Linked DNA regions of Homo sapiens: region 2 is linked to region 1. The links are chromatin contacts, found by Hi-C or POLR2A ChIA-PET in ENCODE. All regions are on one chromosome and are shown on one strand. Each heading gives the region's core, a stretch centred on a gene start or an enhancer-like site at or near the end of the contact. The rest is flanking DNA. Distances are from core to core; before and after follow the strand shown.

Region 1 (2,500 bases), core at 1-2,500:
ACGTCAGTGTGATTCCTAGGTGAGTGTTCCATAGCCCCAAAAACACCCAAGCACAGTGTTCATCAATCCATCCCCCCTTTTCCCAGCGGACCTGCCTCTCAGATCATCAGTCTTTTTTTTTTTTTTGAGATGGAATCTCGCTCTGTCACCCAGGCTGCAGTGTAGTGGTGTGATCTCCACTCACTGCAACCTCCACCTCCCGGGTTCACGCCATTCTGCCTCAGCGTCCCGAGCAGCTGGGACTACAGGTGCCTGCCACCACGCCCGGCTAATTTTTTGTATTTTTAGTAGAGACGGGGTTTCACCGTGTTAGCCAGGATGGTCTCGATCTCCTGACCTCATGATCTGCCCGCCTCAGCCTCCCAAAGTGCTGGGATGACAGGCGTGAGCCACCGGCACCCGGCCCATCAGTCACTTTTTCTTTTCTCTTTTTTTTTTTTTTCTTTCTTTTTGAGATGGAGTCTCCTTCTGTTGCCCAGGTTGAAATGCAGTGGTGCTATCTCGGCTCACTGCAAGCTTCACCTCCTGGATTCAAGCTATTCTCCTGCCTCAGCCTCCCAAGTAGCTGGGACTACAGGCATCCGCCACCACGCCCGGCTAATTTTTTTGTATTTTTAGTGGAGATGGGATTTCACCGTGTTGGCCAGGATGGTCTCAATCTCCTGACCTTGTGATCTGCCCGCCTCGGCCTCCCAAAGTGCTGGGATTACAGGCATGAGCCACCGCGCCTGGCCCATCAGTCTTTTTCTACGATAGCGCCTGGCTGCCCCTCCACCAGGTGGGAGAAAGGGCACAGGGCCTCAGGTGTCCTCCCTGGCCTTGCCAAGAAGGGTGACCTGAGGTCCAGGGCCTCCAGCAAGCAGGTGCCGCTGCTCGTCGTCCTGGTGTGGGTCTGGCCGCACCCAGGGTGGTTTGTGAAGGCAGGCTCCGTGGCTCTGGGCTCCAGTCCAGGCTGTGTCCTGGAGCTTCTGTGTAAGGTCAGGAGAGTCGCACAGTCCCTGTGAGCCTCAGTTTCCCCTTATGGGATATGGGTCATAGGAACACGGCCTCGAAGGGTTTCTGTGCACCTGAGTCTCAGCCCACAGCCTTGCACACAGAAGACGCTCACATTCCCCTTGGTAAGCAAAGGGAAACGGTATGAGCCAGACCAGGAGGGGACACCCATGCCTGGCGGGCCTTCGCGCGTGTGTGTGTGTGTGTGTGGCAAGGGCGCCGCCGTGTGGCCGCGTCAGCCCCACGGAAGCGCTGGACCCGGAACTTCGCTGTATTCTCCGTTCTTGCGCTTTTATCTGTAGCTTCCCGCGTTCCTCTTTTTTTAATGTTTCTGTTTTTGTTTTGAGACAGAGTCTCGCTCTGTCACCCAGGTCGGAGTACAGTGGTGCGATCTCAGCTCACTGCAACCTCCGCCTCCCGGGTTCAAGCTATCCTCCTGCCTCAGCCTCCTGAGTAGCTGGGGCTACAGGTGCCCACCACCACGCTCAGCTAATTTTTTTTTGTATTTTTAGTAGACACGGGGTTTCACCATGTTGGTCAGGCTGATCAGGAACTCCTGACCTCAAATGATCCGCCCGCCTCGGCCTCCCAAAGTGCTGGGATTACAGGCGTGAGCCACCACGCAGAATTTTTTTTTTTTTTTTGTAGAGAGAGACAAGGTTTCACTCTGTTGCCCAGGCTGGAGGGCAGTGGTGCAATCACAACTCACTGCAGCCTCAGCCTCCTGCGTTCAAGTCATCCTCCCACCTCAGCCTCCTGAGTAGCTGGAACTACAAGCACCCACCTCCATGCCCGCCAATTGCCCAGCTAATTTTTTATTTATTTGTAGAGATGGAGTCGCGCTACGTGGCCCATGCTGATCTCGAACTCCTGAGATCCAATGATCCTCCCACCTCGGCCTCCCCTTCTGCATATAGTAGGTGCTCAATAAAGACCAACCAGATGCAGGAGTGGATGACTTCATTGCTCGGGACTTTGTTGCTTGGGTGACCCTGACCTTCAGGCCCCGGCACCCTAGGCCAGGACGCTGTCGATCCAGGCCGCATAGCTCGCCACGCGGGTGTAGATCCCGGGCTTCTTGCGGTTGCCGCAAACGCGCGAGCCCGAGGTGACCACGCCCTCGAGCACGCCCCCGCACACCAGCGGGCCCCCGGAGTCACCCTGCCGGAACAGGACGGGGCCGTGAGGGGCGGCCCGCGCCCACCCCGGCCTCACGTGTTAGACCCCCTCACCTGGCTGCCGCTCCCGCCCCACAATGCTCGCTCATCCCTCCCGTGTTAATTTGGTCTTCACTAGTCAATAGCCCCGCGCCACGCCTATCGCCTAGGCCACAACCACAAGCCACGCCCCTCTAGGCCCGCCCCCAGCTCCTGGCCACACCCCCTCTGGCCTCAACCTCACCACGTGTTCCCCCGACCCCACCCCGCTCCAAGCCCTTTCCAGTATGGGGGTCCCACACCTCATTCCTGCTCTTCCAAGCTTTGACTTGCCGTGGATCCCACTTCTG
Region 2 (4,685 bases), core at 492-2,991, 730 kb before region 1:
CAGGTACCACGGCTGGTTCTGGGGTGTAACTGCCTGGCTTTGAGTCCACAGCATAGACTTTCCTGTCTCCTTGGGAGCACTGATTCTTCCATGGCAGCCCAATGCCATGGGGCCTCGGTCTCAGGCCAGTAACCAGCTCCTGAGCTTCTCGGGAGACAGAGCTGGCTGTCTCACACCTCACCTCACCTCACGACGAGGTGGGGTGAGCGGGGCATCCGACCATCATCCACCCATCCATCCTGATTTATTCAGTGCTTCTGTGGTCAGCACAACATCCCGAAAATGTGCCCGTTCCGTCGGCCGCTGTGGCTCACACCTGGAACCCCAGCACTTAGGGAGGCCGAGGTGGGCGGATCACTTGAGGTCAGGAGTTCGAAACCAGCTGGCCAACAAGGTCAAATCCCATCTCTTCTAAAAATTCAAAAAAATTAGCCGGGCATGGTGGTGGGCGCCTGTAGTCCCAGCTACTTGGGAGGCTGAGGCAGGAGAATTACTTGAACCCGGGAGGTGGAGGTTGCAGTGAGCCGAGATCACGCCATTGCACTCGAGCCTGGGCAACAGAGCAAGACTCTGTCTCCATCAGTCAGTCAATCAATCAATAAATGAATGTGCCTGTCCTACTCCCTGGAACCTGCAGCTAAAGGGACTTTGAAAATGGGACGAGATCTTCAGATGGGAAAGCATCCCAGATCGGGTGGACCCAATGTCAACAAAAGAGTCCTTAGAACCAGGACAGTTTCTCCAGCTGGAGGCAGGGGAGCACAGCAGCTAGACTCAGTCCTTGAACACCTGTGCAGGCCCGCCCAGCCCTAGCCTTGGGAGCGACGCTGTCAGGGGGAACTGATGGGGGGCAGCCCACCCGTTTCCATTTCAGGATCCCTCTGGCTGGCTGGGGAAGGGGTTAAGGGGAGACAACAGGGGGTGGGCGATTCCGCAGGAAGGTCCTGGAACTCTCCCGGCCAGAGATGGTGGCTGGACTAAGGTGCAGGGGGTGGTCGGGGAGCTGGGGGGGGGTGCTCAGATTCCTGGATTTTGAGGGTTCAAAAAGCAGCTGGACGGGGCGCAGTGGCTCACGCCTGTAATCCCAGCGCTTTGGGAGGCCGAAGTGGGCTGATCACCTGAAGTAAGGAGTTCGAGTCCAGCCTGGCCAACATGGTGAAATCCCGTCTCTACTAAAACTACAAAAATTAGCCGTCCGTGGAACCAGCTACTTGGGAGGCTGAGGCATAACAACTTGAACCCGGGAGGCGGAGGCTACAGTGAGCCAAGATCGCGCCTCTGCACTCCAGCCTGGGTGACAGAGACCCCGTCTCAAAAAAAAAAAAGCTACTGGAGGGAACTTGGGGGCGTGGAAGGGGTGGTCACGGGGGAAGTCCCCCAGATTTGGACGCTCGTAAAAAGCTCGGAAGCTGGGAGACCAGGAGGGCGGGGAAGTCGAGGTCCAGTCACTGGGCCAGAGTCCCCAAGACTTGGGCTGGAGAAAGGTCGGAGGAAAGGACCCCACTAGTCCGAAAGCATGTCCCCGCGCACGCGCACCAGGCGGCCGGCAGAGACAGGGCACAGTAAAAGGAGCCGCGCGGACTCCGGGCACAGCTGCTGGGCACTGGCAGCTCGCAAGGCACAGCGCGCAGGCGCGCACGCCACTTAAGGCCCCGCCCCCTCCCAGCGCGCTGATTGGCGGGGCCGTAGAGGGGCGGGGGCATGGCGCCGCGGCTGCGCAGCGCGGGGCCCCGCGCGGGCGGGTGGGCGGAGCGGGCCCCCCGAGCGGGGGCTGGCGAGCGCGGGGAGGGGGCCGAAAGGGCGGCAAAGCCGGCGCGCGCCCGGCTGGGGGCGGAGGGCGGGGGCCCGCGGGCCGGAACAGCCGCGGCAAGTGGCGGCGGCGGCAGCGGCAGCGGAGGCAGCTGAGGCGGCGGCGGCGAGTGGGGGTCCGGGCGGCGGCGGCGGGCCCGGCGGCGGGCCGAGGAGCCGGGCGCAATGGAGCGGAAGAGGTGGGAGTGCCCGGCGCTCCCGCAGGGCTGGGAGAGGGAAGAAGTGCCCAGAAGGTCGGGGCTGTCGGCCGGCCACAGGGATGTCTTTTACTATAGGTGAATGAGCGCGCCGGCCGCGCAGGGCCTCAACGGGCTCCTCCCAGCGGCCTCTGCGGCGGCCTCGGCGCCCCTGCCCCGGGCCGCGGCCTGGGCCCCGCGCGTGCGTCGTGCGTGCGTGCGTGCGTCTTGCGTGCGTGTGCGCCCGGCGCGCGGAGGCCCAGTGCGCGTGCGCCGCTTGTTGGGCCGCATGGCTTTCGGCCGGCCGTTCAGGGACTGGCTGCCGGACGGCGACTGCGGCCTTTGTTCGTGCGCGCTGGGCCAGGGGCGCCTGGCGGCGGCCAGATGCTACCGGGGGGCAGGGGTGGAGGGTGGGCTGTCCCTTTGGTTCCCGTGAGACGCAGGGGGTGCCTTCTTGGGGCGCTCCTGGGGTGGCGCGGAGCCCGAGGGGGTGGCCAGCCGGGATTTCGGGGAGCAGGGCTCATGGGCGGATCGGGGAGGGCGTGCGTGAAAATACGGGTTCTTGGGCTCGCCCCAGTCCTGGGAATAAGCGCCTCAGGGTGACTGGTCTCCCACGCAGCGTTGCTTTTTTTAAAGGTATTCCCCTTGACTCCTTCCGAGGCCTCTGGTCCTCTTGGGTCGTGGCCCCCTCAGGGTGGAGACCTGAGGCTTTCGACTTTCCGAGCCCACCTAACGGTAGTCTTTGCGTGGATGTTACTGGTGGTGGAAGGCTTTCAGAGACCCCCCCGTCCCCAAATTGGAACAAGGCGCTGCTCTGAAAGGTCGCAGGGAACCCCCTCCGTGGAACAAAGACTTAGTCGCCTGCTGCAGCCAAGTCCCAGACAGTCGGCCACCTGCTGTTTGTCCTCTTTTTTTTTTTTTTCCTGGCTCGGGAAAGATGCTTTTGATTCTGGGCCAGCTTTGATTGCGCCCTCCCCTTGGTTCAGTGTCCCGTGGCGCCTTCAGGTCCCCCAGGAGGGGAAAGCGGAGGACGCCTGCCATGTGCCGAGCACCTGGGTAAAGGGGGGTGTGCGGCTGGTCCCCCTTTTTCCCACAGCTCGGGGTCGTGGGCAGGAGACCGCCCAGGTGAGGGCGGGTGGTTTCCACGAGCCAAGGAGGGGCAGAACGACCGCTCCGTCCACTGTGCACTTCGGTCCTCTGTGGTTCTTGACTGTCCCGGTTTGGGGAGATAAAGTGAGAAAAGTGAGCGGGGAAAGGATGGCTGTGATCAGAAGCAATGTGTGGGGCCTCGTCCTGCAGGAGGAGCTCAGGGACTGGTTCCTGGAAAGTTGGAGGACAGCAAGAGAGGGGAAACTTGGTCCCCAAATGTGTACCCTTATGAGCTGGAACCCTGTACACGTCCTGAGATCTGCAGTGACACATGCTGAAATCTGGGAGGGCAGATGACGGGGCCTGAATGAGACTGGGGTCAGGGAGGGCTTCTCTGAGGACGTGACATTGAGTGACAGGGAGAGGCGTCCAGGCAGCAGGAACCCCCTAAGAGGTGGCTGCAGCTTGGGAGCTAGAACCAAGGCCAGCTTGAGCGGAGTATCCTGAGGCTGTCATCACCCCACCTCTCTCATTCCCACTCTGGGCCCTGGCCCTGAGCATGAGGGTCTAGCAGTGGAGAAAAGCAGGGAGAAGCTCCTCTACAGGCTAGAGATTTCAGGTTTCTCTGCAGAGGGTGAAGCCAGGCAGCCCAGAGCCGCCCTCTGCAGGTCTGGGGCCTCAACCCAGCCCTTCATCTGAGGCTGCAGGCTCCCAGACTGCGTTTTCTGTTGGGGGTGCCTGGGGAGAGTTCAGGCCATGTTGCCCACTTTTTTCTATACGTGTGGTTTTATCAAGGCTGTTCTTTTTTCATTGAATAAAATCTCAGGGACATCATTTTGTGTCAATAGATGGGCATAACCTTTATTTAAAATTGAGATATAATTCACATTCCACAAAAGCTACCTTTTTTGTTTTTTTTCTTTGAGACAGGGTCTCACCCAGGCTGGAGTGCAGTGGTACAATCACGGCTTACGCATTCTTGACCTCCCAGGCTCAGGCGACCCTCTCAGCTCAGCCTCCCAAGTAGTGGGAATTACAGGCACGTGCCACCATACCTGGCTTATTTTTATAGAGATGGGGTTTTGCTGTGTTGCCTAGACTAGACTGGTCTCGAATTCCTGGACTCAAGCAGTTAACCCGCCTCAGCCTCCCAAAGTGCTGGGATTACAGGCATGAGCCACTGCCTGGCCAAAGCCACTTTTTAGAAATGTACAATTCAGTGGGGTTTTTTTTTGGAGATGGAGTTTCACTCTTGGCCCAGGCCACAGTGCAGTGACGCAATCCCAGCCCACTGCAACCTCCACCTCCCGGGTTCAAGCGATTCTTCTGCCTCAGCCTCCCGAGTAGCTGGGATTACAGGCGTCTGCCACCATGCCCGGCTAATTTTTGTATTTTTAGTAGAGAAGGGGTTTCGCCATGTTGGCCAGACTGGTCTCGAACTCCTGACCCCAGCACCTCAGCCTCCCAAAGTGCTGGGATTACAGGCCTGAGCCACCACACCCGGCCCCCAGTGGTTTTTAGTACATTGACAAAGTTGTGCAACCATCACCGCTATCTAATTCCAGAACATTCTCATCACCCTGAAAAGCAGCTCTGTCCTCATTAGCAGTC

What was found. Hi-C counts contacts between places; a loop is a spot of excess contacts on that map. ChIA-PET counts read pairs that join two places held with the same protein, here RNA polymerase II (POLR2A). Pooled maps may share reads with other maps.
Region 2: a pooled map shows a loop between it and region 1 (9-fold over the local background). The contact joins the promoter of MBD3 here to the enhancer-like site in region 1. A Hi-C loop is called at or near these places in 1 of 37 single-sample maps with no recorded cell type and 2 of 50 pooled maps. POLR2A ChIA-PET finds 5 or more read pairs at or near these places in 2 of 52 experiments (HEK293 and activated CD4-positive, alpha-beta T cell).

The regions. Positions count from the first base shown.
Region 1 is chr19:862,746-865,245 of GRCh38, reverse strand. It overlaps CFD (complement factor D), which reads right to left. Exons shown (of 5, transcript NM_001928.4): 5 at 1,605-2,154. The coding sequence ends at 2,008. Among named protein-coding and RNA genes, the nearest start is that of CFD, 4.3 kb to the right of the region's middle. Within about 2 kb of position 1,250, at least 8 of the 41 ENCODE cell types and tissues checked have a DNase peak (open chromatin) inside an H3K27ac peak, as active enhancers do.
Region 2 is chr19:1,589,921-1,594,605 of GRCh38, reverse strand. It overlaps MBD3 (methyl-CpG binding domain protein 3), which reads left to right and starts at 1,741. Exons shown (of 7, transcript NM_001281453.2): 1 at 1,741-2,084. The coding sequence starts at 1,975. RefSeq lists enhancers at 1,301-1,350, 2,728-3,717 and silencers at 1,601-1,670, 1,741-1,790, 1,951-2,250, 2,391-2,490.